4 separate regions of the Mus musculus genome follow, and all the other regions are linked to region 1. A link is a loop called in an ENCODE intact Hi-C map of the cell type or tissue named here. Cell type or tissue: gastrocnemius. All regions are shown on one strand. Region 1 has its middle 65 kb from the start of Marcks. Region 2 has its middle 62 kb from the start of Gm22911. Region 3 has its middle 27 kb from the start of Rfpl4b. Region 4 has its middle 85 kb from the start of Gm40624.

Region 1 (8,000 bases):
TGGCCACTGGAACCAGTCATGGCACCAACTAGGAAGAGGAAAAGCAGAAAAGAAAGATCTTCTGCTAGATGGCTTTTCAGTCAGCAGATACAGCCCTAAAACAACAAGACTCCAATGCAAATCCCTAAAACACTTGTGAAGCGTCTACTATGAGACCCTTTTTATTTATAGAATGGCTCTGGCTTGGTTAAAAATTATAGGGCATCTGCCCTAAATTACAACCATTGGCTAGGTGTGTACTGCATGCCTATAATTCAGGAGCTTAAGGCAATATGATTGTCCTGGGTTCAAGGTCAGCCTGGGCTTAATGAGTTTGAGGCCAGTCTGGACTTAAAGACAAAGAATATTTGAAGGCTATCTTTTGAATTATTTTGGCTCCTTTTTTCCCCTAATCTCGTGTTATTTTCCTATTTAAAGAAAAAGAGTATTTACTAAATTAGAAATGTTGAACTAGAATATCGAATGAAATAATATACAAAGTTAAAGAGGGTTCATGCCAGTAAAGAATAAACTAAATTATGCAGGCAAGCAGTGAAGTTTAGAATATTTTTCACTGTACCTTGATAACAAGGCACAATTTGACAGCCATCTTGGAGGCAGAGATAATCAAACACTCAGACACCACTTAGAGGATTCTGTGTGGTGCTTCTCACCCTTCCTGGTGCGTGTTGGGTATTCACAGTAGCAGACTGTACCCCTAGGCCTGTGTGCCGCACACATAATGTGCTTTAGAGGCTCTTCGGGAGCCATCTAGCCTCCACACATTTTGTTAGCTTTCTTCCTCATTGTAGGCATCGCCTTTATGAAAAGATGCAGTTCCACCTGGTAGTTGTACCAGTGCCCCCAGGTTGAATTTTAACTGAGATCAAGCAGTAAGGTTCCATAGTCTTCACTTTGGAATGCTACTTGTGTCTAAAGATAGCTATATTGTTTTCATTCTATATGGCCACCCAGTCAGTTCGGGTGTTCTTAGTTTGATTAAGCCATCAACACTTGGGCTGGCAAAATAGCTTCATGGGGAAGGGTGTAGCGGTAAATGTTAAAAGTTGCTCTATACTCCTGGTGGGTGCATGCATGGTTCTGCACCAGCCCAAGAGCTCGATCCACGAATGAAAGACATGCACATACAACCTTTATATTTAATCTGCCTTGAATAGCTCAATGGCTGAGCACTTCCAAATCTCCCAGAGGCAAGCACACACTCCCCTCTGGTATTCCTGAATTAACACATTTAAAAATCTATATTTTATTTTTACTACACTGTTTCCTTCTGGGCAGCCCTCCCAAGAAGGGAAACTTGGTATACAAATCTAATGAATTTGATCTTTGGCAGGCGTTTCATCTGACAAACCCACAGCAAAACAATAGAAACAATTGACATAATTTCTCTAACCTACACACACACACCCACATATCAAACATATATACACACATACCACACATACACACACCATACACATTACACACACATAATACATACATGTACACATACACTACTGCACACACACACCTATGAACACACAAACATATTACACTCATGCACCTACACACACATACACACCATAAATTAGATATCTAAAAATAAATAAACTATTGGCCTGACCATGTTCCATTTCAGAGATAAAAGTAGTTTTGAACCTGGACTCATAAAATGACTTTGGTGACTTCTGCCTAGAGCCATCACCAAGACAGCTATGTCCCCCAATAAAGAAAGACAGGTCAGAGATGCAGGCCCTGAGGCCCCACTGTCTTCTGGTAGTCTTTGAATGTCTTTGGGCTGTTAATCGTTCACATTTGCAACCCTGAAGTGCTATTGGTTCTGATAGACAGCTCTAGCCTTCACTGGTGATGTTCCTCCACATGGCTGACTCCTCATTTTCAACTGGGGGAGGGAATCCCCTCCTCAGAAGGTGAAGCCTGCCATGTTCTTCCTCTGAAGATGGGCGCCCTGGGTGTTCAGGCCTCTGACTCAAAGGGAACAAACAGTATTCAGCTTTTAGTTCTCCTATTTGAATCTATAGAACTGGGGTCTATTTCATCACTCTGCCTTATTGTGACTTGTAAGAGATTAAGCAGTGTGTGTGTTTGTGGTATTTATATGATATGCATGGTATGTGTGTATATGTAGTATGTGTGAGTGTGCATATGTGATGTGTGTGGAATGTGTTTATGTGTATGTGGTATATGTGTGGTGTGTGTGTGTGTGTGTGTGTGTGTGTGTGTGTGTGTGTGTGTGTGTAGATAAGGAATGGAATAGCATTTAGGGTTTTAAATGAGAAACCAGGTATAAAATATGAAGCCTGACATGTATGGCACTCAATTGATCTTTCTTTTCACTCCTTCCTCTCCTGTAATACTTGGCCCTGTCTTAGAAGGTGTGGTGGTTTGAATGAAAATGGCTCCCACAGGCTCATAGGGAGTGGCATTATTTGAAAAGATTAGGACAAGTGGCCTTGTTGGAGTAGGTGTGGCCTAACTGGAAGTGTGTCACTAGGGATGGGCTTTGAGGTTTCGGAGGCTCTAAACAGTACCAGGGGCAGAAGTTCTCTCTCTTCCTCCTGCCTGAGGACACAGATGTAGAATTCTCTCAGTTCCTTTCCCAGCGTCATGTCTGCCTACACACCGCCATGTTTCACACCGTGACGATAATGGACTAAACCTCTGAACTGTAAGCCTCCTTCAATTAAATTTTTTCTTTATAAGTGTTGCCATGGTCATGGAGTTCCTTCAGCTCAATAGAACACTGACAGATAGGGACTTGGAGGTGACGTTAGAGGACTGTGCCTAGGGTGACTTCTTCCTGAAAAGCATGATGGGATTATGATGAAACATTCACATTTTAAAAGTCATTTTTAAAGCCTGTGGGTTCATCAATGAACGCACTTTATAGTGAGAACTGCTCGTCTCACTTTCTTGGAGCAGTCATCGTGACTTAGCTCATACATACTAGGTGATAATTACATTTTGGTGTAATCTGAAATTCAATAAACACCACTGAAAACTGATAATTACAAATTATGACAATAATAGCATGTGAGGCTCATCATGAATCTCATGGAGTCTATTCAGGAGAAAGCAAGAGAAAATGCTAAAGTGTAAATACATTTAGAGTTAATTCATTGCAATTATTTCAATATAAAACGGAGCATACTGGAGAAATTGTCAAAGACTGGCTTGACCACTAGGGGGAGCACATAGATTAAAAACCCTACAGCTTCTCCATCAGCCTCTGAAAGCTTTTAAGGCCTGCAAATAGCAATTTCCCAGGACTGTTTACCCGATCTTCTTGTGCTCCTCATACACTAGAGCAGCGGTTCTCAAACTGAGGATCTCGAACCCTTTGGGGCCAAGCAATTCTTTCACAGGGATCGCATACCAGATAGTCTGCATATCAGATATTTACATTATAATTCTTAATGGTAGCAAAATTAGTTATGAAGTAGCAATGAAAATAATTTTATGGCTGAGAGTCACTACAACATGAAGAACTGCATGAAATGGTGCTAGCATTAGAAAGACTGAAAACCACTGTGTTAGAGGGATGTGTAAGTGAAAAAGTTAAAAAGGAATATGAGTATATTGGAAATGTCTACAATACTGAGCTGGGAGGCTCACACCTGTAAACCCAGCACTTAGGAGACAGGCCGGAAGAACTTTAATATCAGCAACCACAAACTCAGGCTTGCTTTGTAAGCAAAGGCTTGATCTACCCGAAGGAAACCTCTGGAAATGGAAACCAGGAGATTTGGCTTTAATGTATTTCCATGAGGCCAACAGGCTCCCTCCTTTCAGCAGACATGATCAAAGCAAGGGATGATGCAAAGGAGAGTTGGCTGGTTCTAACTGGGTTGGTTATCTAGTTATCAGTACAGCTGTGGTGCAGTCACCTAGACGTCATTTAAATGTATTTGACTGTTTTATGGCCCACAAATAGTGAAATGGGTTTTTGTGAAAACATGTCATGGTATGTATGTTCACTTTTTTTTCTTTTCACATTGACTATAGAGATTGAATGAGGTGGATCACTAAATGTTTCAAGATGAGATTAAAGGGTGTGTTGTGTGTTTGTGTATGTGTGTGTGTTAAATTCAACCAGATTAGAATTACTTTTGGTAACCAAAGAAACCATCACAAATTATTAATAAAAGAAATCTACATTTAAAAAAAAGTGCCAGACAATCACAGCTATTTTGCATAGTGAGGTCTAGAGCCACATTGCATGACCTCGTCTCAAGAAAATAAAGCCAAAACAAATCCTAGAAATGATTATAAATGCTCCAAAAAAAATTGCTGAGCCTATGTACCCCAAATTATAGATTCAATTTAAAAAATTTTTTCCAAATGTGTGGGTCTTTTTAAAAACATTCTATGGAATTATTTATTTTGTTTACACATGATCAAGGGTTGGGGTTTTGCAATAAGATCTGACATGCATACAAATATGGAATGCCAGTGTTTCTGAGTCATATCAACTCCTGGGCATGTCTTAAGTTGACTCCTTTTCATCCATTTCCCATTGCAATAGCTGGGTTCTAGGATCTACTGCTTTTCGCCAGGACAGCCATGATCATTTCTTCTTTACGGCCTCTATCCATGTTGATAACCTCTATCTGTCACTTAAACACAACTCACTGAGCTTCACATTCAAATGTGTGTTCATGTGTGCTGGGGACCAATCCTAGTTCCTCACATACGCCAAGCACATTCTGTAACTGAACTGCACCTCTAGCCTCCAGACGAATTTTCAGGAAACAGAGTCTTGTCCATATTAATTTTTTTCTCAAGAAAGTTTAGGAGATCTCTGTTTCCACAAAACAAATTATTAAACAGCCACTTGGCATAAGATCCAGTTGAAGACCTCTCCATCTTCTGGACAATGCACTTCAGGCAGAATAACTCTCTCCGTCTTTTCATACTCTTTCTCCCACTGTCTCTACACTGATTTCTTTTCTAGATGACTGTGGTCATGTCTTATATCATGTCTAAGAACATCCTCCCAAATGTAAGAGTCCGTGCTCAACAACCATCGACGAAAACCTCTTTGAAGTAGGTTACTGATGCTAAAGGCCAGGGGATTCAGAGGACAGAGCCATACTGGGGAATGGGACAGCTGAAGAGACTGCAGTTTGAACTGCACCAACAAGCCAAGCAGAATTTAAAGGTATAAGTAATAACTTATCATCATCTCTTGTGGTCCCAGGGCTTAACTGGATCAAGTGGTTCTCACCTGGACTCTGAAATACAGTCACAGTGCCTGGTGGCTCGAGATGTTTGAGTGCTCTGCCAGACAGTGTCAGAGATGTTCAACTACTCTGCTCAGAGCAAGTATGGTAGAGACTTCTGTTGGTTGGTGTCTTAGTTAGGGTTTTACTGTTGTGAACAGAAACCATGACCAAGGCAAGTCTTATAAAAAACAACATTTGCTTGGGGCTGGCTTATAGTTTCAGAGGTTCAGTCCATTATCATCAAGGCATGGCAGTATCCAGGCAGGCATGGCGCAGGCAGAGCTGAGAGTTTTTTCATCCAAAGGCTGCTAGTGGAAGACTGACTTCTAGGCAACTAGGGTGAGGATCTTATGCCCACACCCACAGTGGCACACCTACTTCAACCAGGTCACACTTATTTCAACAAGGCCTCACCTCCAAATGGTGCCACTCCCTGGTCCAAGAATATATAAACCATCACAGTTGGCCATATATTTTACTCTGTGCAGCGGTCCAACTATGAAGCTAGCTTCTGCCTGCCTGTTCATCTAACATGGTCTCAGGTTAAACATTTCCAAAGCCCAGATGTATGTGTCACGAACACTGAGCCTTAGCCTTAGAAACCACACATCTTCAACTTCCAATATGTAGCAGCCTAGATGTACTGGAGAAGAGGAAGGGCCCACATTCTCGTTGTCTCTCTCTCTCTCTGCCTCTCTCTCTCTCTCTCTCTTACTCTCTTTCACACACACACACACACACACACACACACACACACACACACACACACTTACACACACTTGTCCAATAAAGTATAACATAATTAATATTAGGTAAATTCTAAGACAAGATGTGAAAAACATTGTCTACCTTGCTTACTAGAATACTGAGTCCTAAATTTTTCAGTTTCTATGCAATCTAAGGTCTTGAAGCCTCCACACTATGAGGAAGTCTGAGCTAATCAATGGAGGCAGGCTTGAGAATGCTTGAGAGTACACAGATACCCTGAACAAGAGACCAAGCACCCTGGACACAGCCTATTAAGGGAAGTCTACAAATGAGGAGAGATAGGAACGGGTCATTCCCTGAGACAGTCACGGAATGGGGAGGGCCCAGGGATAGTAACTATACTCTGTCATTTATTTAGTACCATTAATCAGAACTAATATGGAATGGGGCTGTGAATTTCTAGTTTACTTCTGGAATAAGGCATTGAGTTTCTTGGGTGGCTTTTATCAGGCAGAAGTGTTATCAAGCATTTGGGAGTCCCTTTTGTCAGCTCCTAATTCCATTAACAATACAACTTAAAAGTGGACTTAGAAGGAAGCTTTAGAACCATTTTACTAGAGTTTGAGAGAAAAATAAGAGGACAGTCAAGGCGTAGATCCCAGCAGCTGTGCGAAGGAGGGAAATAGGTAAGAGGAAGGGAGTACAAATAAGCAGAAGCCATCAAACAGATGTGCAAAGGGCTTAGGGTCCTCAGCGAAAACTGTGGGAGAGTACAGCCCCTGGGATTTGGGTCAGTATCCAAAGAAGGAGTAAAAAGGAAGGGAAAGGAAAAGGTACTCCTTCTGAGTTAGGACCCTGGCAAGCAGGCAGGCTTAGCACTCAGGATTTGCAAGCAACTGAATCAGGGAGGGGCTTCTGAAGGTAAAATACATTATCTCATTACGGGGATAATTCACTCCACCGGCACACACACACACACACACACACACACACACACACACACACACACACACACATACACACACACACACACACACACGCACACACACACTCTGGTTTTAGCAGGAATTCGGGTAAATCAGCTTTTCTGAGGAGTGGCCCTCTGGCAGGCAGAGTGGACTAGTTCCTACAGAAAGGGACAATAGTTTTTCCTTGTTAGATCTCCAGTTAGGGTGAGTGGTAACCCTAGATCCTACTTTCTGGGCTAGGAAGGAGTTGTTTCCCCTTCACAGACCTCCACAGGGTCTCCTTGCCTTGCCTTCCTCCTTTTGGTAAGGCACATTAATTAACAAGGGGCAAAGCTGATTATGAGGGATGGAGTCATCCTCCAGGCCAGCAAATGTGCTAATGCCTTGAGGCATTAGCTAATGCTAATGAGGCTATCTACCACTAGGTGTTACCTGCCAACACTAGAGAGGCCTTTACCCCTAAAGTCCCTTTGGACTTAAAACTGAAGGAAAAACAAACAAACAAAAAAACAAGAGATCCAGGCTCTCTGTGCTGAGGTAAGAGGATCTCAAGCATAGCGTTGTACGCAAATGGAATAAAGAATATCCGTGCCAGTAACATCAGATCTGCCTTCTCATTCATTTCAGAACAAGCTCGGAGTAGTTCATGCCTTTGAAACCTATTGCCTATTGCCTTTAGAGTGACTTTAGTGTAAAAACTTAAAATAGGCTGATGATCATGTCTGGAGCAAAGGTCACCCCCAAAGATGACACCTAAGCTGCACCCATTCCGTCTGTCCTCCAGCCTTGCTAAATATGTTTCTAAAGCACAATGTCCTAAAGGAACAAAGTTCCTCCCTTGACATCAGTTCAAGAAGGTCAAGAAGACAACACTAGGACAAGTCATTTGAGTGACCAGACCTTGCTTTCAGACTCCACAGTGGGGTCCTGGCGTCTGGAATAAACAAAAGCAAGAGAGGAGAGGAATGGAAACCAGCACTGAGGGCCAGCTGGCTGCATCCGAGGGTGGGGTTTGGTGGAGGTAGGTAACTAGGACCCCTCCTTCAATTCAACAAACACCTTCTGGAGCCTGACTCTCCAGGACGCTGGGTTTTGCTAC
Region 2 (8,000 bases), 1.5 Mb after region 1:
AACCAAGAAGTAAATATGGAGGGACCCATGGTTCCAGCTGCATATGTAGCAGAGGATGGCCTTGTTGAGCATCAATGGGAGGAGAGGCCCTTGGTTCTGTGAAGGCTCAATGCCCCAGTGTAAGGAAATGTGAGGGCAGGGAGACAAGAGTGAGTGGTTGGGTGGGGGAAACACCCTCATAGAAGCAGGGGGCGGGGTAATGGGATAGAGGGTTTCCATGGGAGAAACTTGGAAAGATGATAACATTTGAAATGTAAATAAAGAAAATATCCAGTAAAAAGGAGAATTTAAAGAAGAAATTCAAAAGGAAAGAGAAAAAAGCAAACAACAGAAAAATACTATCTTATTTTAAAAAGAAAAAACAAAAAAACTATGTTACAGTAACATTCACAGCCAAGCAAAACCATACTCTGTAAAAGTCTAAATTTTCAGGATTGTTGAATCCCTCATCATCTTATCTAAGATCCAAATGGACTGAGTGTCCCACTTCTCTGGCTCTGCCACCTGAAATACACGTAGGCTAGCTCTGCTCCAAACCTGTTGCTGCCTCTGGCAGCATGGTCCTGGCATCTTCAATGTACTGGGATACCCCCTACAGCTGTAGTTTCACATCTATCAATGGCCTCCTGGCATCTCTCTCAATGGCCTCTGGTCTCTCTGCAGAAACTGCATACCTCAACTTCTCTACGTGATCCTTCTATCTTGCTACCTACACTTCAATTTAGGCTACACCTTCACCAGTGACCTCCTCTGGCCTCTCGTGTTGACAAGTCTCACCTTCTCCCCAAGAAACAAGGCCTTAGCTAAGGGTGATAACACATGCTTTTGATCTCAGTACTCAGGAACCTGAAGGAGGACACTTGATGTAAGTTTGAAGCTAGTCTGAACTACATACTAAATACCAGCCTAGCCTAGGCTACATGGGAAGACTCTTTCCAGAAAATTAAATACCAAATTCTATGTTGTTACAAGAAATTCACTTTAAATACAAAGACAGGTAGATTCCAGGAGAGGGGGAGTCATGCTCTCCAGTGGTACCCACCCATCAATCCATCAGACTCCAGTGGTCAATAATCTACCCATGAGCCCACAAGACTCTAGTGGCCAGTTCCAAATCCATGACCATAGAGAACGCTCTACTTAAACTTAGTGGGTCATAAAGTAAAACAAAAGAAGAAACAGAAGGAAGGAAAGGAATTTGTAGGGAAAGGGGAAATTAACAGGAATAAGAGAGAGACAGAAAAAGGTGGGTAACAGTAATCAGAACGATATCATATATATAACTAAGATTGTCAAAGAATGAATTTAGGTAATAAAAATGTTAAAGGTACAAAAATGTACACAGTAGATCAAATGAAAGGTCCAATAAAGATATACCAGGTCACTATTATCTGTATCACACTTCAATCTTCAATTATTTACAAAACACTGCAATAAAATGAATGGACTTTCCATATACATAACCAAGGTTCTAATTTATACTTTCTCATTATTGAACATTACATTGGTAGAAATTAAGATCTATTTATTTATCTTTATCTATTTGAGTGTGCGAATGCGTCATGAGTATGTGGTGTGTGCACATGTATGTGTGACAGAACATGCACCTGTGTCCAAAGTGTCAGGTACTCACCCTTCCCTATCACTCTCTACATATCCTTTTGAGACTCTCCCTTTCAGCTAGAAGCCAGCCACTACCACTGATCCCAGGGTCTCTACCTTCCTAGAATCTAAATCTACAGGCATACACTGGACTCTTGCCTTGCCACCTGGGTGCTATTAGAATCTGAACTATTTGGAACTATACCACCAATCAAAGAAAACACATGGTGGAACTTGTGACTCTAGCTATATATGTAGCAGAGGATGGCATAGTCGGTCATCAATGGGAGGAGAGGCCCTTGGTCATGTGAAGGCTCCAGGCCCCAGTATAGGGGAATATCAGGACCAGGAATGGGAGTGGGTGGGTTGGAGAGCACGGGAAGGGAGATAGGGGATTTTCTGAGGAGAAACTAGGAAAGGAGATAACATTTGAAATGTAAATAAAGAAAATATCTAATAGAAAAAAAGAATCTGAACTATTGTCTCATGTCTGAATAGTTAGCACTCTCAACCCCTCCTCTATCTTTCCAGCACCCATTAACAGACTCTAATACTCAGTTTCCATCAACTATAAAATGGATGTAAATATATGTCTTGTACATCTCATTGTAATAGTACTGAAAGATTATATTAATTGGCTATATGCACTTTTCCCAAAGCACAAATTATATGTATTTGAATTTTAAAAAATTAAAGCAGGCAGGTTTACTGTTCTCTTGAGTTTGAAGAAATAATGCTAAAACACTCATCAAACTGTCTAAAGTACATATCCAATAAATTACTAATTAAATAAGTAATAATTGTAATGACTTGATACAAATAGTTAAAAATTTAAGCTAAAATTTTAATCTGATTATAGGGCTTAAAAAGTTAACATACCCTACTGTTTCATTCACTTATAGGAAACTTACAATAAGAATATGACCCAGGATATGCCTTTATACATTCTTTAGCAACTTAATATCATTTACTAAACAACTGAAGAAGGGCTTTTCATTTCAATGCAAGGTTCTCTTTTATATTAAGGGAGCTGTTTCTCCCCATGGCCCTGTTTTGAGTGGAGGAGGAGCAAAAGATCCTTAGAGATAAGAATCAAATGACCTTCTTTAAGGGTCATTTGGAATTGGAGGCCAATGTAACAGTTCTTGCTGATGGATTTCTACACAGTTACTGGCGACTAACAGTCTATGGTAAATAGAATCTAGGGAAACACAAACCTGGGTCTGTCTGCCAATTCATTATAAGAGGTGTGTGGCCTGAACCTCTGACCTTTGTGGTGAAGGTCCCCTCTTTGTCCCGTTTTCTCTGTAGCACTATGGTGGCCACTGGCTTTGCTTTCTTTCTCCCATCCTGTCCCAACTCACCCCTGCTCCAACATCAAATCATACTTATTTTGTTTTCCACATCTGGTCTTTGCTCAGTTGATAATACTTCCTGGCAGGATGAACCATGGAAGGAAAATAAACACCATGTGTTGCTGGGACTACAAGTGATGCTCTCTTTCTCTGATGTCCCAAAGCTTGTTTCTCTTACAGAGCTGCCCCTAAGAGCACCATGAAAACACCGCCATGATGAGTTTGCTAAAGTTGCATACACAAGCACATAGGTAAACCAAATAATGTAACACATTAAAGTCAAGACTCAAGATGAAGGGAAATGTTCGGTCGATGAGTATCTGCTAGGAAAAACCAAACTTAACACCAAGGAGAGCAAACCCAATGTTTTCTGAATTCCTTGCTGCCTTTGAGTGTCAGAAGCTGGAGGATTGCAGTTTAGTGATCCCTCATGTCTGCAAACTCAGTTATCAGCTAAATTGGGTAAACATTATACCAACATACAAATATGTACATGTGTACATGTGCCGTGTGCTCAGTTCATAACACTTTGAGGAGCTTAATCATAAAATCTGAAAAATTCCTATTTATGATCTTCCTAAAAGAATTAACAAAAGTTCTTCTGGGTATTTAAACATATGTGTAAGGTTGGTTTTAATTTTACAATGTATCCTTTTACTTTAAGCAAACAAATAGTAGTAGTAGTAGTAGTAGTCGTAGTAGTAGTAGTAGTAGTAGTAGTAGTAGTAGTAGTAGTAGTAGTAGTAGTAGTAAATGATTGGCCTCATGGAGGTTATACTGATTTTTTTAAAGTTTATAATATAATTGTTAGGCTAGACAATACCATTCCTTTTCTGTATCTCCTCTCAAAACTCTAGAAATGAGTTCACAGTTGTGAATGTGGAAAAAAATTGTGTACTGCTTCCACAAGTGCTAACTGTGAGCTGGGAGAAAATTAGTCCATTTGCAGGCATTGGAAAACCAGGGAATCATTCCATTGTCAAGACAAGAACCAGCAGCTGCTTTGGATTCCATGTATTTCAAGGACAAATCATTCATTGACTCCTTTGACACCCAAAGTATGCCAATAATTCAATGTATTAGTTGGATGCAAATTTCATACAATAAGGTATGGAAAGCAAACTGTAATTGGGAGTGCTTGTGTGAATGGAGCTCTGTCCTTTGACAGAGCCCATTGTTGAACAGCAGCCTGAACCCCCGACCCTTTACTTTGCAAGGATACAATAGCCTTTGATATGAGGTGGTGGGAAAAAGACTTAGACACTCATTTCACATTCAGTTGCAATTCATCAGTTTGGCGGGGACTTTTAGCAGCTTTAATGACCACAGCAATTGATGGTTAAATCAATTTGTGCCGGTGACAGCATGGCTGGCCTCTAGACTGTAACAATCCAGGATTGCGCCAGGCAGAAAAGACTCTGTTATTCAGATGTGCGCGGTTCCTACTCTGCTCAGAGAGAGAACAATGAGAGAGTCTCTGGCTCAGGCAAGCTGGAAAACGTTCACATTCACTCCACTGCCTGCGCAATGTTGTGGCTTCTCTGTAAGGAGGTGCAGCGCATTTCATTCCCGTAAGTATTGTTGCGAGTAAAAATATACAGACGACAAAGATTTCTAACGTTTAACTATATCCTGAGAGATAGTAACAAACCAGAAAGAATTTAACCTTTGATTCCTTGATCGAACTGGGTGGTCCTACTCCTGCCACCACTGCGCACCCCTCCTCCACTTCCCCTCAAAAAAATTAGAAAAGGGAAAGAGAAAAGCAGCAGCAGAGATTACGATAGAGGAGGCTTATGTTTAGGAGGGAAAGGTGAGAAAACAACCCCACAGTATTTTGTGTAAAAAAGGAGGGAATATTGCTCCCTCTTCTGTTGATCAGAGGTATTTTTTTCCTAGTAATGATTTAAAAATACATGTTTACTGTGAAAATATGTAAATGTCAGCATAGTTCACTGAGTTGAACTGACCTGTTCAAGTTTCTTAAAATAAAAAGGCAAAGTAAGTATTTTTTTTTTAAGCTAAACCTACGTTTAACATTTAGGAATTCTGCAGGCATAACTGGCAATTTTTAAATGGGGAGAAGGATAAAATATCATCACAACAACATTAATTTTGGTTTAGTTTCATCAGTGAATTGCGTCATTAAATATAGGAATCAAGAATTAAACCATAAGCAAGACTTTTAAATTCTACAGAAAATGTGCAGCCTAAAACATACCTGTAAGATTAAGCAATGTGAAGCCAACATATTATTTGTATATCTGAATACTAATTAATGTCTGGCATAACGTAAGATACACAGATGACTGTAACAAACATGCAACTAAAGCTAATTAAAGGAAAGTTTCTTGTTTTTAAACATGTGTTAATGCTGCATTTATTAAACAAAATTTTTTAAGTAAAAAAAAAATAGTATACAAAAAGTATTAAATTCTACTCTGGACTGGATAAAATTGACTGTAAGGGTGGACTCTGACCCTGAGTTGCCTTTTATGTCCTATTAAGAATTAGACCAAATGATACAATTTTATTTTAGAGCTATGGTGGAGAAAAAAGAAAAGAAACCATGTCCAGAATATAAGCAGATCCATGGGAAATGGATGGCCCCGACTCGAAGCTATGGTGTTGTGGGAAAAAATGTAAACAAGGTTTTCGAACAGATTTGTCTAAACATTGAAAGAATATTGAGTCTGTACAGAGGAGGTCTTGGCACTGAGTCCAGAGCTGTGCTTGGTAACTGGGGAGGGTAGAGAAAAGGAGGAGAGTTTCCATGGCAACACTGGTGCTGAGCATAAATGGAACAGGCATGCATCTTCCCAAGGGAGGACTGGAGGGTGGAAAGTGGAAACGAGGGGTAAGGGCGGTAGGGCCCCCATGAAGATACTTTATGCTGAATAAGTGTTTTGTGTAACTGTGTGGCATGCTGGACATCACTGTGTGCATTCTGAGAGATATGAGACCTCTTAAAAACACTGCTGCCATGATCCAAGACAGTTCTAGGTGGAAATAAATGTTGTCTTACCATTTCTAGAGTGAACACAAATACACTGAACCCATCTTGCTTCTGATTTTGTTATGTCCCTTCAAAGTAGAATGAGAGGTGACATGAGTAAAGCTTTTTACAGATTATTTTTCTTTATTCTTGAGAGTCGTATGGAAATAACCCTATTTCCTTCTCTTAGCTGCAAAGGCAGGAAGATATGATTTCTCATTATTTTGAATGTGAAACTATGATTCACAACTTTGACACTGTTTCACCTTTCACAAGAAAGCATCCTCGTTCAAGGAACAAGATAAAATGAAAGTGAACATCATTTACCTGACTAGATTATCATTATTAATAATTTTATCTCATTGTAAATGCTTCAGTGTCAAGATTAAATTAGGATGGCATCAAGAAGAGGTGATAAGTTGCAGGCTAAACGCTATGGCATACTATGAAGTCAGCTTATGACCATACTTTCATTAGAAGTGAGATTGTGGCACCAACTTGCAGAGAGCACAATGCCACAGTACCATACAGGCTTTAATGTGTGTGAGCTACATTTGTGCCCAACACATTAAAAGCTCTGAGCTGTGACGTATGATATTTATGTCTATGAACTTTGTGAGAATGGTAGTCTCCATAAGAGAGCCTATGTACATATATCAGATGCTCAAGGCAGGTTTATTAACTTCCCAGAGAATCAGATAGATCATCTTCTGATCAAAACTATGAGAGCACATAAATGCACCAAAGTGGACATTTATTTACTATCATCAATATAGTATCCAACATGCATAGTTGTCTTACTTAATGCTCACAGATTTCTCAGTATGTCACAATGTGGTTCTCATCTTACAAGTAAGAGTGGAGAGACCCTCAAAGTTTAAATTATGTTAAATTTATATCTCTGAAGAAGCTGGAATTCCAGCCCAGTCCTACCTAACTCATTTATCTTATGACCCTTCAAGTTTCTCATATTTCTCTATACCAAAGAGTACTTTGATATAAAAAAGACTACCTTGTCCTCATCAGAAAAACTGAAGTACAGAGAATTCATTCACTATAATAACTCTGCTCTTTAGTCCTTCAAATCTCAAAAAATACATCTCAGTTCCCATTGCGCCTGAGATTTCAGAAGCCAGTGAAAGCCAGGAACTAGAATACAAAGTTGAACTAACTATCCAAGTGCAAAACCAAGATTTTGACATATGACAAATGGTTCCTGGCAATTGTGAGCAGAATAACAATGAATATTAATGGGCAAGTTTCTCTTCAGTCAGATGTATAGTCCTTGATACAAGCTTAGGGGTAGGATATAGCTGAATGATGTGGTAAATATATTTCTGGCTTTTCTCAGAATCTCTGCACTGATTTCCATAGTGGTTACACCAGTTTATGCTATCACCAGTAATGCATAAATGTTTCCTTTTCTATATGTCTATGCCAACATACTGTTACTTGGTTTTGTAATTTGTTTGTTTAGTGTTAAAATTATACATTCTAACTGGAGCTATTCACACTTGTCACACTGGGGCCATTCAATGTGGTTTTAATTTGCTCTTCTTGATGGATAATGATTGATGAGTGGTTGGTTTTTATTGTTGCTGTTCTTGTTTGTTTTTGTAAAATAAGATTTATTTATTTATTTATTTATTTATTTATTTAATGAGTATGAAAGGTTTTCCTGGATATATGTCTGTGCACACAGTGCCTGAGGAGGGCAGAAGATGGCATCAGATCAACTGGAGTGATGGGATTGTGTCTTAGGGTTTCATTGCTGTGAAGAGACACCGCAACCAAGGCAACTCTTATAATTAAAGCTTGATTACAGTTTAGCAGTTTTAGTCCATTGTTAGTATGATGAGAAGCATGGCATCCTACAGGAAAACATGGCACTGTAGGAGTCAAGAGTTCTGCATCTTGATCAGCATGTATCAAGGAAAGAACTGGCTTGAGCTTCAGAGACCTCGAAGCCCACCTCCACAGTGACACACTTCCTCCAACAAGGCCACACCTCCTAATAGTGCCACTCCCATGGGCCACACATTCAAACA
Region 3 (8,000 bases), 1.8 Mb after region 1:
AAGTGCCCCTCCTTGTCTTTTTTGATGACTTTGGGTTGGAAGTCAATCTTATCAGATATTAGGATGGCTACTCCAGCTTGTTTCTTCATACCATTTGCTTGGAAAATTGTTTTCCAGCCTTTCATTCTGAGGTAGTGTCTATCTTTTTCTCTGAGATGTGTTTCCTGTAAGCAGCAAAATGTTTGGTCTTGTTTGTGTAGCCAGTTTGTTAGTCTATGTCTTTTTATTGGGGAGTTGAGACCACTGATGTTAAGAGATATTAAGAAAAAGTAATTGTTGCTTCCTGTTATTTTTGTTGTTAAAGTTGGCATTCTGTTCTTGTGGCTGTCTTCTTTTAGGTTTGTTGAGGGATTACCTTCTTGTTTTTTCTAGGGCGTTGTTCCCGTTCTTGTATTGGTTTTTTTCTGTTATTATCCTTTGAAGGGCTGGATTCGTGGAGAGATAATGTGTGAATTTGGTTTTGTCATGGAATACTTTGGTTTCTCCATATATGGTAATTGAGAGTTTGGCTGGGTATAGTAGCCTGGGCTGGAATTTGTGTTCTCTTAGTGTCTGTATAACATCTGTCCAGGCTCTTCTGGCTTTCATAGTCTCTGGTGAAAAATCTGGTATAATTCTGATAGGCTTGCCTTTATATGTTACTTGACCTTTTTCCCTTACTGCTTTTAGTATTCTATCTTTATTTAGTGCATTTGTTGTTCTGATTATTATGTGTCGGGAGGAATTTCTTTTCTGGTCCAGTCTATTTGGAGTTCTGTAGGCTTCTTGTATGTTCATAGGCATCTCTTTCTTTAGATTTGGGAAGTTTTCTTCAATAATTTTGTTGAAGATGTTTGCTGGTCCTTTGAGTTGAAAATCTTCATTCTCATCCACTCCTATTATCCGTAGGTTTGGTCTTCTTATTGTGTCCTGGATTTCCTGGATATTTTGAGTTAGGATCTTTTTGCATTTTCCATTTTCTTTGATTGTTGTGCCGATGTTCTCTATGGAATCTTCTGCACCTGAGATTCTCTCTTCCATCTCTTGTATTCTGTTGCTGATGCTCAAATCTATGGTTCCAGATTTCTTTCCTAGGGTTTCTATCTCCAGTGTTGCCTCACTTTGAGTTTTCTTTATTGTGTCTACTTCCCTTTTTAGGTCTAGTATGGTTTTGTTCATTTCCATCACCTGTTTGGATGTGTTTTCCTCTTTTTCTGTAAGAACTTCTACCTGTTTGATTGTGTTTTCCTGTTTTTCTTTAAGGACTTGTAACTCTTTAGCAGTGTTCTCCTGTATTTCTTTAAGTGAGTTATTAAAGTCCTTCTTGATGTCCTCTACCATCATCATGAAATATGCTTTTAAATCTAGGTCTAGGTTTTCGGGTGTGTTGGGGAGCCCTGGACTGGGCGAAGTGGGAGTGCTGGGTTCTGATGATGGTGAGTGGTCTTGGTTCCTGTTAGTAAGATTCCTACGTTTACCTTTCGCCATCTGGTAATCTCTGGAGTTAGTAGTTATAGTTGACTCTGTTTAGAGATTGTTCTTCTGGTGATTCTGTTACCGTCTATCAGCAGACCTGGGAGACAGATTCTCTCCTCTGAGTTTCAGTGCTCAGAGCACTCTCTGCTGGCAAGCTCTCTTACAGGGAAGGTGCGCAGATATCTTGTGTTTGGACCTCCTCCTGGCCGAAGAAGAAGGCCCAAACCAGGACCTTTCTCAGAAGCTGTGTTGCTTTGGCAGTTCTCAGAAGCTGTCAGCTTCTGTGGTGCAGACTCTCACCTGTGCAGACTAAATTCCTAAGTTCCACGGAGTCCCGGAACCAAGATGGTGACCGCTGGTGCTGAGGCTGAGGCCGCCTCCTGAGCCAGGCGGACACCTGTCCTCTGGTCCGGACGGTGGCCGGCTGTCTGCGGCCCGCAAAGGGTGCTGCCTCAGCGGCTCTGTGCTTCTGCCTTTCCCAGAAGCTGTCCGGTTCTCTGGCGCACCCTCTCACCTGTTCCCACTAATTTCCTAAGTTCCGCGGAGTCCCCCACAATGTCCATTTTGTATCCTTATTCTATTAGAGGGATGCTCTTAGGGAATAAACAAAATAGGTAAATGAAGTCGGTGTATCTGCTTCTGTAAAACTCACACTCTGGTATGGATAGAGACAAGGAAACTGGATAGTATAATAGATTCTGTAAATATTACAGTAGAGAAAGAGCAAGGAGTAATATGGCAGATAAGAGAGTACTTCAAGCAGGTGCTTGAAAGGTGTTATAAAAAAGTAGAATAGAAGTCAAGGCCAAATAGATGAGAACAAGGAACTCAAAGAAAAGAGACAAGCCATAGAATTTTCTTAAGCAAGAAAACAAAACAAAATCTCTAATTACATGAGCCTTCATCCAAGTGCAGCTTCAAAGGTCCAAAGCAAAAGAAGGAAGCTAAAAGCAAAAAGCCAAGTTAGAAGGCTGGTGCCCAAATCCAAGTAGGTAATGACAATGACTATAAGATAATAGCAGAAGAAACTGAGAAGACATAAGGGTTTCCCAAAACTTAACAGACCTTGCCATCATTTAGAGGAAGAAAAATGGATCAAAAGTGAATGTGGGCTGGAGGATGGGTTCACTTGCTGGTCTTGCAGAGGACCAGGGTTCAATTCTCAGCACCCATGTGGCAGCACGCAACTGTCCAGTAAGACTAATGCCCTCCATAGTACAAATATGAACTCATCGGCCTAACACTTATAAATATAAAATAATAAAATAAGCTCGGGGTGGTAACACAAACCTTTAGTCTCAGCCCTCAAGACACAGAGAATGGAGAATCTCCATGAGTTCAAGGCTACCCTGATCTACAGAGTAAGCCCCAAGAAAGCCAGGACTACATAGAGAGACCCTGCTTCAAAAACAAAGAAATAATAATAATAATAATAATAATAATCTATTTTAAATATCTATAAGGATGACTATGGGATTTCTGAGATAGGTTCAGAGTCTCAAGAATAAAATTTGATTTTACAGAGGTGTCAGTGAGCTAAGTACTTCTGTAGCAACCATAGTCCCAAAGGTCAGGAGAGGGATTTGGAATAGCCATGGACTTAGAGGTGATTAGCAGATAAACAAAACTAATATCTGGGAGTCAAGGACTGAGATGGCCCATTAAAAAGCAATGTGAAAGAAGGAAGGGAGGGGCTTAGACAGAAAACAGCAACATCTAAAGGAAAGGAGGAAGTAAACGTATTGTGAAGTCTGTGCGCCAGGCCTTGAGAAGAAAGCTCTCTGCAGCCAACCACACCACTCTTCCTTCCGAAAGCTCTAGTGAACTCAAGCAATTCTGATAATACTCAGTGGGTTGACCTAACTAGGCCAGGCTCAGATGCCAGCATAGTGAATAAAGCCAGGAAAAGCCAATGTGAGACTTCCAGGAGCCCCAGAAATTGGACAGAGATCTAAAACCTAAATGGACAAAAACAAGTGGGAAAATAAATGTTATGTGGCAAGTGAAAAGGATGGCGGGCCACACACACTGCAAACAGAAGTAAGAGCAGCTCCTCCAGTCTGAGGACGCAGCTCCAGACAGGAGGGAAGGTGTGAGGGTGCCTGTGTGTCCAGTAGAGCACAGTTCTCACGCAACATCTCTCCTTTCCCCTCATAACTATTATTAGTTTAAAGACGTTTTATAAGTATCTGCTGCTTCACTGAGTCAGACTTCCTTGACAAATATTTAGTAATGAACATTGTATTAGAAAGGACTTCATTGCTTTATCATTACTGAATGGACATAATAACAGTTTTAATAATCTTTTGCAAAATTATCTCAAGTCCCTATATCTTCTGGGGGACAAAATTTTAACTATGTTAAGGTGACTAAGTAATTATCAAATTTTAGGGTAACTAGTATGTAAAAATAGCTATGTGTGTGTGTGTATATATATCCCCACCTATACATTCATTTCAAGATTTTTTCACCCCCCAATGCTAAAAATGCAAACTATAAAGTCTTAATATAGAGAGAACTTTGTTGTGGAATGTCCAGAATGCTTACTCATAGATTAACCAGAGAGATACGGTTTTAATTAAATTAATAAACTTGTGTGAAGTGTGAAGAGGGCAGTGTATGAGGTGACTAGGAGATCATGCCGGGCATTAAAAGGGAGTTTTAAAATGTAATTGTTTTTCAGGATTAGATTAAATAAGCTTAATGGTCTTTGGTGTCAGAGGCAATTAGAAAACAACAGTTTACTGCTTCAGTTAAAAGTGATTTCTAAGACTTCTAACCTCTTCTCCCTGGGTGTCAGTTGCCTCTCCCGACGGAGTCACCTGGGAATCTGTGTGGCAGGGCGCCATCTACTGTGCACCTTTAGAACTGCGGCTTCCGACTTTCTTTGTGAGGCTTGGTCCTCTGGGTGAGGACAGCAATGATTTTCCTTGAGAGCTTTTACAAGTGCTATTTTTAAAAAAAAAAAAAGAAAGAAACAAATTAAAGATTACCGTGGATGCATTCAGATCCATAGGATTCAGATTTGAACAATTAAATTAGACAAGAAGTTTCCTTGCTGTGTGGAAATCAGTTTGTAAAACTGGTGATTACATTCTTGGCATCGCTGAGAACAGACAAACATTCTGGAGGTTGTTTTCCTTTTTAATCAAATCCCAAAGCATACAATTCTAATTAAGATGTCTGAATTATGTATTGTACAAGAAAGAGGAATATTCATGTAGGCTTGTTTTATTTATAAAAGAATGTTTGCATGACTCTCTTCTGCTACGGTCAGACATCAATTATTTAAAGTCAAGCCTTACATTTGGCCCAGTCTCTCCTTCTTTAATGTTAGTACCTAACTTCCAGCCAGTCTTCTGCAACAATGATGCCACAGAAGAGGAGAGATGCATGATACTGAACCATCACAGGAAGCGTTTTAGCTGAGCTTGGAAACAGTACAGATAAACAAAGCAAGAAATTTTGATGGGATGCATAGTACATCCAACTCACCAAATCACCAGAACTACCCGATGTTGGAAGCCGACACGGGGCTCACATGAACCAGGTTTCACCTGGGAGGCAAGCGGGAGCTGAAAAGACAAGGGAACTAGGCAATGGAGCTAAGTCAAGATTCCTGATCAAAGCTCAAATGTTCAATGGCAAATGCACTTATAAACGGAGTTGGGGGGGGGGCATTCCTGCCAATTCATTCTTGGAGCCTGGAACCAGCTGCAGGTGACAACAACGCTGCAGGATAGGGTGCAGTCTCCGGAATAGCTCAGAGGCCTCTCAGCAGGTAGCAGTGGCTGAACAATAGAGTGATCTAGGGAGGAAGGCTCCACCCTAGGTAATCTCCTTAGTGGCAGCAAGGTCAAGTTCTGGCTCAGCCTGCTTGGAGGCTGGGGGAGGCTACAACCGGAGTCTCTGGTGGTCTTCAAGATAATATAGCTGTTTGCAAGCCATGTCTTGTGTACACAGGCACAGGTACATAATAATGCTGAGCTATTGCCTGCCAGCCAAGGCTAGAGAAGCTCTATGCATTAAGAGTTTGAATGTCAGCCAGGCGTGGTGGCGCACGCCTTTAATCCCAGCACTCAGGAGGCAGAGGCAGGTGGATTTCTGAGTTCGAGAAGAAGAAGAAGAAGAAGAAGAAGAAGAAGAAGAAGAAGAAGAAGAAGAAGAAGAAGAAGAAGAAGACGACACCAGAGTCTTGATGGGCATGGGGAAAAGAGGGCACAGGTTGAGGGAAAGAGGAAGAAACGGGTGTCTTGGATGGCAAGGGGAAAAGAGGAGAGAATAAAAAGGTCCTCAAAAAGAGGTAGGTGTTCCTCTGCTCACTCTTGGTCTTATCCTTAGTCTTCTCCTCTGAAGATTGAGGGGACTCTTTAAAGACACAATTTCATGAGTAACAAGAATGCATTCCAAAAATATAGCTGTCTTTTGCTAACTTGTCAAATGAGAATCTCTTAACACAGTTAAAACACTGAATTAACACATGGAGGATAACTAAAATCCTTAACCTCCCTTAGAAAGATTGCAAATCCAAGCTTATATGGGGTATATAGGTCTGGTATTATTTTCACTAAGACTAGGAGGGTTTGAGAAAATGGTGGTAAAATTGTGTACTGAATGCCATTCAGTGGTGGCAAGGCTGAAGTCAGACCTATACCATAATGTGGTTTTCCACTGAAGCTACTTGGCAACCATCAGACACATTCTAACATTCAATTCCTTGATTAGGTCAATGTCAGATATTTGCTCTGTTGACTTATTATTATAAATTTAGTAGTAAAATTAGAGGTTTTATTAAATTTAAGTTAGAAGTAAATTAAAACTACAAGTTCAGTATTGGAGATGAGAGTCTGGTTTCCAGGAATCTCTTTCTAACTATGTGGACCCAGGGCAATGTATTTAACCTTTCAGACTAATTCTCTCCAGATGTAAACTGGGAGTCAAGAAATTATAGAGATGTAAGAAATAGCATGTGTGAAGGATTGATGGTTCTAGCATGTAGATGCCTCCCTAGTTACCACAGTGGTTACATGGAAGATGGGGAATTTATCTCTGCATCTCATACATTTACTGCCATTTGCTCAGCATTTACCCAACTAGAAATAAGTATGCTTTCTTTTTCTTTGTTTTTTTTTAATTCTTATTTGTATTGACCACCAGGATGTGTGTCACTTAATGTCTTTGACCTCCTGCTACCACATTTACACTGGGTATGTTACACAAATCACCTACTAACCCATATTGTTTGAAATTGAGTCCATCCTGACCCATCCAGTTCAACTAACATGGTTATAAAGTTTTTTTTTTTTAACCTTCTAAAGACTCCTCCACGATTTCTTTGTCAGCACTGGACATACTGTAATGGGGTTTCAGGGTTCTTATCTCAGAAGGACAACTGAGGGGCTCTCTTGGCCCCTAGTTTGATTCTTGATGAGGATAAAGCAAGCCCTAGTCAGGTGAATGCTAAGAGAGCACCAGCACTGGACAGGAAATTGAGTGAATGTCAACTAGAGAAGTTCAAAGGCTAATTTTAAGGTCAGGGTAATAGAGATGAAGATATTCTTTGGATTTTTGTTGTTTTGTTTTGTTTCTTTTGGATTTTTTGTTTTGGGGGTTTTTTGTTTGTTTGTTTGGTTGGTTGGTTTTGTTTTACTTTGTTGTAAAAGAAAACTAGTGGTAGTAGAGATAATGAATTGTCTCTTCACTGTCTTCATTATGGTGATTGAATCTCTGGGTCCCCAACTGACCCGTCCAGCAGGTCCAGTTATTGAGGGTCTCGAGGGGACCTTCTCCTAAGAACCAAATGGGGGGAGGGAGAGACGGACACCAAGTGCAGGAAGTGTCACTGTATTCAGCAAGGCTCAAAGCTTAAATGCACAAGCAAAAGGGGAAGTACTTCTCAGCAGGAGGAATGGGTCAATGGAAATGCACAAGCAAAGGAGGAAATACTTCTCAGCAGGAGGGATGGCAGCGGAATTTTTTTTTTTTTTGGCAACTATATGGGGAAGCAGGAACTTGGTGGTATCAGGGTACATCTTGTGGTCAGGACATCTGGCGCTGACTTAGGGCTGGAACATTCTGTGGTTGTTCTCGGAACGGTGCGTCGGTGGCCCGCTTTTGACTCCCTTTTCTTCTCGGGGGGAGAGGCCCAATTCAGAGATCAAGACAATAGAGTTGTCTTAATAGCTCCCAACTAGTCCACATAACCATGAAGGTTTTCTTTCAAATTTATGAAAGAAGCCTTTAGTAGTTACAGACAGTGAGAGAACATTTTATGAACAGCTTCCCTATTATCACGGTTCATGACACTTACAATGCAATTATTGTGGGACATATCATAACATAATTGAGTCTCTAAAACTGAAAATGAGAGGTAACGAGATACAATTCACAAGCCACATGAAACTCAAGAAGAAGGAAGACCAAAGTGTGAATACTTCGATCCTTCTTAAAAGGGGGAACAAAATACCCATGAAAGGAGTTACAGAGACTAAGTGTGGAGCAGAGACTGAAGGAAAGGCCATCCAGAGACTGCCCTACCTGGGGAT
Region 4 (8,000 bases), 1.2 Mb after region 1:
GTAATTGCTTCTTGTGTGTTCAACTGAAGAAACCTCTTAGGATTTGTTCCCTACAAAATGAGTAGATGGGGTCTCAGGTTTCCACTTTTAGAAACAGCCTTGTGAAGTGGATCTTTCTCAACTCAGACTCACTTAAGTATCCACTTCAGAACTCACTTGACAGCTCTACCAACTAAGTTACACCAAGTACACGACACATGAAGGATGTGGGCTGTTTAGCTCTGACTTAAAAGGACTCTGTTGTGATTGACTTAGGAGCTTTTAAACGGAAAGCCGAAATGTGGATTTAGAATTAGAAACACTGTGTAGTAATTATCTGCATTACTGTTCCATTTCTTTTCTTTATTTATTAGCTATTTTCTTTATTTACATTTCAAATGTTATCCCCTTTCCTGGTTTCCCCTTCAAAAACCCCCTATCCCCTCCTCTCTCCCCTGCTCACCAACCCACTCTGGCCCTGGCACTCACTTACACTGGGGCATAGAGCTTTCACAGGACCAAGGGCCTCTCATCCCGTTGATGACCAACAAGGCCTTCCTCTGCTAAACATGCAGCTGGAGTCTTGAGTCTCTCCATGTGTACTCTTCGGTTGGTGGTTTAGTCCCTGGGAGCTCTGAGGATACTGGTTGGTTCATATAGTTTTTCCTTCTATGGGGCTACAAACCCCTTCATCTCTTTGGGTCCTTTCTCTAGCTCCTCCATTGGGGACCCTGTGCCCCTTCCATCTCAAAAGACACTCTCTATCATGTTTCCAGTTTTTCCTATTCCTATAATCTAATTAATCCCGACAGAGGATAAACATATTACATCTGTGCCTGAGTTTCTATAGGCTTCATGTCAGGACAGCCACAGCACTATCAGTCTGAAAAATTGAATAAGATAAAACAGAGTTTGATATATGTGGAACAAACATTCAAAGGTTTACCTTAGAGGCACATCTAATTATATAATATTTTATAAGTGGGACGAATTCCTATTATAATTATTTCAGCACGTGTGTTTCATAAACTGATTATATAGCCTTATGTTCAAAGCTATGTGATCAAATATGATCTAATACCTTAGTTTATTGGGATAATGGTAATGGAATACTATGGTTATCAAAAGGCAGATAATAAACTTGAACAACAGCAGCCAAAACAGGCAGGTACATCCATGTTTATGAGAATTGATAACATCCTTTACTAAATGTAGGAAGTCATTTATTTAACCCAAATGTATGTAATATTCTCATGTTGAAGTATACAGTATAGCTTTGCAACATTATCAAATAATATCTCACAAAGATATCGAATGACTTAAGGAAAGAGTGGCTCTTAAACAATGCAGAAAGATTCTTAAAATTATTTTCTTTTATGAGTCACAGGCATTTGTACATCTACGTGGGTATCTATGATGTTTCAGTATATGTATACACTGTGGAGAGTGATAGTGTGTGGAAGACACCTTGTGAAGTGCAATAAGCCAGGCATAGAAATATATATGAGTCCCCATGATCTACATTATATCACCCATTTGTGGAATCTGAAAATGCTAATGCTGTTGAAGTTAAAAAAAAATTAAAGTAAAAAACAAAAGCAGAATACTAGAGTCTCACTCGCTGTATAATTTTAAGGACAGTACTTCACTACCCCCAAGCCACCATTTCTGGACAATTATGTGGCAGAGCTGAAGACTAGAACTCTTTGGGCATCTGATGCAATTTCATTTTTTCATAGTACTAGTTCTGTTAAGTATCTAAACTTCAAGGATGGTGTGTTTTTCTGCTACTCTGACTGGCTAGTCTTCTCCTCCAGAGTGGGAGGTTCCCAAGCCATTCAAGACTCACCTCAAAAGAGCTCTGCAATGGTCATCAATATCTGTTTGAAGAGTGTGTTGCTATAGTAGTCTTGTAATAAAACAGAACATATTAATGTAGAATTAGATACTTTTATTTTATGGGAGCACCGCTAACCATTTGAATGTCTGGTAAAACTTCAAAGAACCATAGGTAATAGGATGCTTTTATTCCCCCAGAGAAATATCATTCCTTTAAACATCGTTCCTGGGCATGTTCTAGAAATAAGATTGTATTGGCATGCTCATGTTAACAAAGGCAGAGAATCTCTAGGTCTTCTGGAACATTAATTTCTTAGAAAACAAAGAATACTTTTTTGTAAGCAGAAAACACCTCAAAATACTTTCTAATCTGTATATAAAAACTCACCTACTACAGATCACTAATTCCAAATTAGAGAGGCAGTTTTGTCCTCCAAGAGACATTTTAAAATATCTGGATTTTGTTTTCTTTTCACAAACTGGATAGAGTGGATAGAAAAAGCAAACAAGTCTTTACATAATTGCCCAATAGTATCTCTCATGTCAAACTATAAGCAGGAGCACTCAAAAGGCTTTCCTTTGTAAATTACAGGTAATGTTGTGCATCTACAAGGGTACTCTAGAAATTTTTCTTTGTTCTTAATTCTACAGCACTTAATTTTTTTTTAACTTCCAAGAATATGTAAGTAAAGTAAGTCCTTATGCAGGACTTACTTTTATTCTTGTGCCTAACTTATTGAACTTGGTCTCCAGACACTGACATTGGCCAATTGCTTTTGTATAGAGACTGGAGATATTGTTAAACACCTTAAAACACACACACCAGTCCTCCACAGCAAGGAAATAGCTCTTCATGGATTGGCAAGGTTGCATTCAGAAGCCGTGCTGTTGGTCACAACTAGAAAAAAAAATCTTGCTGGCATATGCAATAGTGTCTGGGTTTAGTGGTTGTATATGGGATGGATTCCTGGTGGGGCAGTCTCTGGATGGTCCTTCCTTCTGTCTCAACTCCGAACTTTGTCTCTGTAACTCCTTCCATGGGTATTTTGTTCCCTATTCTAAGGAGGAATGAATTATCCACACTTTGGTCTTCCTTCTTCTTGAGTTTCATGTGTTTTGCAAATTGTATCTTGGATATTCTAAGTTTCTGTGCTAATATCCACTCATCAGTGAGTGCTTATCATGTGTGTTCTTTTGTGATTGGGTTACCTCACTCAGGATGATATTCTCCAGATCCATCCATTTGCCTAAGAGTTTCATAAACTCATTGTTTTTAATAGCTGAGTAGTACTCCATTGTGTAAATGTACTACATTTTCTGTATCCATTCCTCTGTTGAGGGACATCTGGGTTCTTTCCAGCTTTTCTGGCTATTATAAATAATGCTGCTATGAACATATTGGATTTAACATTTAAATTCTCAAATGAATTAGTTCTATTATCTGTTAAACAACATTTTCTTACAGGGCCTGTGTATTGGATTGTCTTACAACACAGACTTGTGTCTTCATGTTACTAATATAACTCCAGAGGTTCAGCTAAGAAAGCTCGTTCATGCCTCATGTGACACTCTTTTGTTCACTGTGTCAGTCAGGTTTGCCAAGGGTTTTAGGAAAGATGAAATAAGAGTGAAAGGGTATTGAATGTAATATTAAAAGTCGGTTGTGCATGTCTATATTTTCAAGTTTATTCAGTAACTTTTCTTGTTTTGTTCCTTATTACTTAGATGTAATCAGGTTTATTTTCGACTGTTGGTTTTTTTGGTTTTTGTTTTTGTTTTTTGGTTTTTGTGTTTGTTGTTGTTGTTTGTTTTTGTTTTTCATTTTCTGAGGTAATCTCAAATCAGTATCTGGGCAAACCATAATGGAAACATGTTAGTGGATCTATCCTTATTCTTGCAAGACTGTAGCACCACCTGCAGGGAGCCAGAGGCACACTACTATTATCTAGCAAGTATGGGTATACAGTGTGCTTGACATAAAAGGAGAAACAGACCAATCTAGAAAACTAAATCAAGGAAAAGATGAAGAAGAAGAAGAAGAAGAAGAAGAAGAAGAAGAAGAAGAAGAAGAAGAAGAAGAAGAAGAAGAAGAAGAAGAAGAAGAAGAAGAAGACCAAGAGAAATGTTTGTATTTTGCAACACATTTAAGAAATGAGCATTATCGAATTGCTCTGGCTAATACTTCAAGTACTATGTTGAAAAGGTAGGGAGAAAGTGGGCAGCCTTGTCTAGTCCCTGATTTTAGTGGGATTGCTTCCAGCTTCTCTCCATTTACTTTGATGTTGGCTACTGGTTTGCTGTAGATTGCTTTTATCATGTTTAGGTATTGGCCTTGAATTCCTGATCTTTCCAGAACTTTTATCATGAATGGGTGTTGGATCTTGTCAAATGCTTTTTCTGCATCTAACGAGATGATCATGTGGTTTTTGTCGTTAAGTTTGTTTATATAATGGATTACATTGATGGATTTTCGTATATTAAACCATCCCTGCATCCCTGGAATAAAACCTACTTGGTCAGGATGGATGATTGCTTTAATGTGTTCTTGGATTCGGTTAGCGAGAATTTTATTAAGAATTTTTGCATCGATGTTCATAAGAGAAATTGGTCTGAAGTTCTCTATCTTTGTTGGATCTTTCTGTGGTTTAGGTATCAGAGTAATAGTGGCTTCATAAAATGAGTTGGGTAGAATACCTTCTACTTCTATCTTGTGAAAAAGTTTGTGCAGAACTGGAGTTAGATCTTCTTTGAAGGTCTGATAGAACTCTGCACTAAACCCGTCTGGTCCTGGGCTTTTTTTGGCTGGGAGACTATTAATAACTGCTTCTATTTCTTTAGGGGATATGGGACTGTTTAGAAGGTCAACTTGATCCTGATTCAACTTTGGTACCTGGTATCTGTCCAGAAATTTGTCCATTTCGTCCAGGTTTTCCAGTTTTGTTGAGTATAGCCTTTTGTAGAAGGATCTGATGGTGTTTTGGATTTCTTCAGGATCTGTTGTTATGTCTCCCTTTTCATTTCTGATTTTGTTAATTAGGATTTTGTCCCTGTGCCCTTTAGTGAGTCTAGCTAAGGGTTTATCTATCTTGTTGATTTTCTCAAAGAACCAACTCCTCGTTTGGTTAATTCTTTGAATAGTTCTTCTTGTTTCCACTTGGTTGATTTCACCCCTGAGTTTGATTATTTCCTGCCGTCTACTCCTCTTGGGTGAATTTGCTTCCTTTTTTTCTAGAGCTTTTAGATGTGTTGTCAAGCTGCTAGTATGTGCTCTCTCCCGTTTTTTCTTGAAGGCACTCATAGCTATGAGTTTCCCTCTTAGAAATGCTTTCATTGTGTCCCAAAGGTTTGGGTACGTTGTGGCTTCATTTTCATTAAACTCTAAAAAGTCTTTAATTTCTTTCTTTATTCCTTCCTTGACCAAGGTATCATTGAGAAGAGTGTTGTTCAGTTTCCATGTGAATGTTGGCTTTCTGTTATTTATTTTGTTATTGAAGATCATCCTTAGTGCATGGTGATCTGATAGGATACATGGGACAATTTCAATATTTTTGAATCTGTTGAGGCCTGATTTGTGACCTATTATGTGGTCAATTTTGGAGAAGGTACCATGAGGTGCTGAGAAGAAGGTATATCCTTTTGTTTTAGGATAAAATGTTCTGTAGATATCTGTCAGATCCATTTGTTTCATCACTTCTGTTAGTTTCAGTGTGTCCCTGTTTAGTTTCTGTTTCCATGATCTGTCCATTGGTGAAAGTGGTGTGTTGAAGTCTCCCACTATTATTGTGTGAGGTGCAATGTGTGCTTTGAGCTTTACTAAAGTTTCTTTAGTGAATGTGGCTGCCCTTGTATTTGGAGCATAGATATTCAGAATTGAGAGTTCCTCTTGGAGGATTTTACCTTTGATGAGAATGAAGTGTCCCTCCTTGTCTTTTTTGATGACTTTGGGTTGGAAGTCAATCTTATCAGATATTAGGATGGCTACTCCTGCTTGTTTCTTCATACCATTTGCTTGGAAAATTGTTTTCCAGCCTTTCATTCTGAGGTAGTGTCTATCTTTTTCTCTGAGATGAGTTTCCTGTAAGCAGCAAAATGTTGGGTCTTGTTTGTGTAGCCAGTTTGTTAGTCTATGTCTTTTTATTGGCGAGTTGAGACCATTGATGTTAAGAGATATTAAGGAAAAGTAATTGTTGCTTCCTGTTATTTTAGTTGTTAAAGGTGGCATTCTGTTCTTGTGGCTGTCTTCTTTTAGGTTTGTTGAGGGATTACCTTCTTGTTTTTTCTAGGGCGTTGTTCCCGTTCTTGTATTGGTTTTTTTCTGTTATTATCCTTTGAAGGGCTGGATTCGTGGAGAGATAATGCGTGAATTTGGTTTTGTCGTGGAATACTTTGGTTTCTCCATCTATGGTAATTGAGAGTTTGGCTGGCTATAGTAGCCTGGGCTGGAATTTGTGTTCTCTTAGTGTCTGTATAACATCTGTCCAGGCTCTTCTGGCTTTCATAGTCTCTGGTGAAAAATCTGGTGTAATTCTGATAGGCTTGCCTTTGTATGTTACTTGACCTTTTTCCCTTACTGCTTTTAGTATTCTATCTTTATTTAGTGCATTTGTTGTTCTGATTATTATGTGTCGGGAGGAATTTCTTTTCTGGTCCAGTCTATTTGGAGTTCTGTAGGCTTCTTGTATGTTCATAGGCATCTCTTTCTTTAGATTTGGGAAGTTTTCTTCAATAATTTTGTTGAAGATGTTTGCTGGTCCTTTGAGTTGAAAATCTTCATTCTCATCCACTCCTATTATCCGTAGGTTTGGTCTTCCCATTGTGTCCTGGATTTCCTGGATATTTTGAGTTAGGATCTTTTTGCATTTTCCATTTTCTTTGATTGTTGTGCCGATGTTCTCTATGGAATCTTCTGCACCTGAGATTCTCTCTTCCATCTCTTGTATTCTGTTGCTGATGCTCAAATCTATGGTTCCAGATTTCTTTCCTAGGGTTTCTATCTCCAGTGTTGCCTCACTTTGAGTTTTCTTTATTGTGTCTACTTAACTTTTTAGGTCTAGTATGGTTTTGTTCATTTCCATCACCTGTTTGTATGTTTTTTCCTCTTTTTCTGTAAGGACTTCTACCTGTTTGATTGTGTTTTCCTGTTTTTCTTTAAGGACTTGTAACTCTTTAGCAGTGTTCTCCTGTATTTCTTTAAGTGATTTATTAAAGTCCTTCTTGATGTCCTCTACCATCATCATGAGATATGCTTTTAAATCTAGGTCTAGGTTTTCGGGTGTGTTGGGGTGTCCTGGACTGGACGAAGTGGGAGTGCTGGGTTCTGATGATGGTGAGTGGTCTTGGTTCCTGTTAGAAAGATTCCTACGTTTACCTTTTGCCATCTGGTAATCTCTGGAGTTAGTAGTTAACTCTGTTTAGAGATTGTTCTTCTGGTGATTCTGTTACCGTCTATCAGCAGACCTGGGAGACAGATTCTCTCCTCTGAGTTTCAGTGCTCAGAGCACTCTCTGCTGGCAAGCTCTCTTACAGGGAAGGTGCGCAGATATCTTGTTTTTGGACCTCCTCCTGGCCGAAAAAGAAGGCCCAAAACAGGGCCTTTCTCAGAAGCTGTGTTGCTTTGGCAGTTCCCAGAAGCTGCATATGTATCAAAAGATGGCCTAGTCGGCCATCACTGGAAAGAGAGGCCCATTGGACACGCAGACTTTGTGTGCCCCGGTACAGGGGAACGCCAGGGCCAAAGGGGGGGAGTGGGTGGGTAGGGGAGTGGGGGTGGGTGGGTAAGGGGGACTTTTGGTATAGCATTGGAAATGTAAATGAGCTAAATACCTAATAAAAAATGGAAAAAAAAAAAAGAATCAAATCAGTGCATGTGAAAATCAATTAGCAAATGGTAAACTGATTGAAATAAAAAAAAATTATCTGAAAAAAAAAAAAAAAAGAAATGAGCATTAAAGAGCCATTTGAAAGTTAATAATTCCTTGAGTTTCAGTACTACAGAATTATACTATTTTTTTAAAATTTGAATTATGCTTACTAAAGAAATAAGAACATCTTCAAAATGAGAAGAAACTATTTTATTCACAATAAAATGTATTTAAAACAAGTGGGAGAAAAATATTAAAGCAGACTGAAATTTGAAATATTATAAAATTGTATAAACTTGGGATATGAATGTATAAAAGAGC

The links. A loop is a pair of places that touch in the nucleus more often than their neighbours do. Peaks named below come from ENCODE experiments on the same cell type or tissue, not always from the same donor. Only the 100,000 strongest peaks of a DNase experiment are listed, where the experiment ranks them.
Region 2: a loop joins it to region 1, with 7 times the contacts of the local background. A loop is called at or near these places in 19 of 42 quality-filtered maps.
Region 3: a loop joins it to region 1, with 14 times the contacts of the local background. A loop is called at or near these places in 17 of 42 quality-filtered maps.
Region 4: it touches region 1 in a loop (6-fold over the local background); 13 of 42 quality-filtered maps call a loop at or near these places.

The regions. Positions count from the first base shown.
Region 1 is chr10:37,069,810-37,077,809 of GRCm38, forward strand. No RefSeq gene overlaps it. Among named protein-coding and RNA genes, the nearest start is that of Marcks, 65 kb to the right of the region's middle. In gastrocnemius, a CTCF peak has its summit at 3,173 (motif pointing right); a DNase peak (open chromatin) is centred at 3,210; H3K27ac peaks cover 2,331 bases.
Region 2 is chr10:38,549,563-38,557,562 of GRCm38, forward strand. No RefSeq gene overlaps it. Among named protein-coding and RNA genes, the nearest start is that of Gm22911, 62 kb to the right of the region's middle. In gastrocnemius, a CTCF peak has its summit at 4,832 (motif pointing left); DNase peaks (open chromatin) are centred at 4,396, 4,645 and 5,748; H3K4me3 peaks cover 700 bases; H3K27ac peaks cover 761 bases.
Region 3 is chr10:38,845,015-38,853,014 of GRCm38, forward strand. No RefSeq gene overlaps it. Among named protein-coding and RNA genes, the nearest start is that of Rfpl4b, 27 kb to the left of the region's middle. In gastrocnemius, a CTCF peak has its summit at 4,308 (motif pointing left); DNase peaks (open chromatin) are centred at 3,393 and 4,301.
Region 4 is chr10:38,265,608-38,273,607 of GRCm38, forward strand. No RefSeq gene overlaps it. Among named protein-coding and RNA genes, the nearest start is that of Gm40624, 85 kb to the right of the region's middle. In gastrocnemius, a CTCF peak has its summit at 3,731 (motif pointing left); a DNase peak (open chromatin) is centred at 3,738.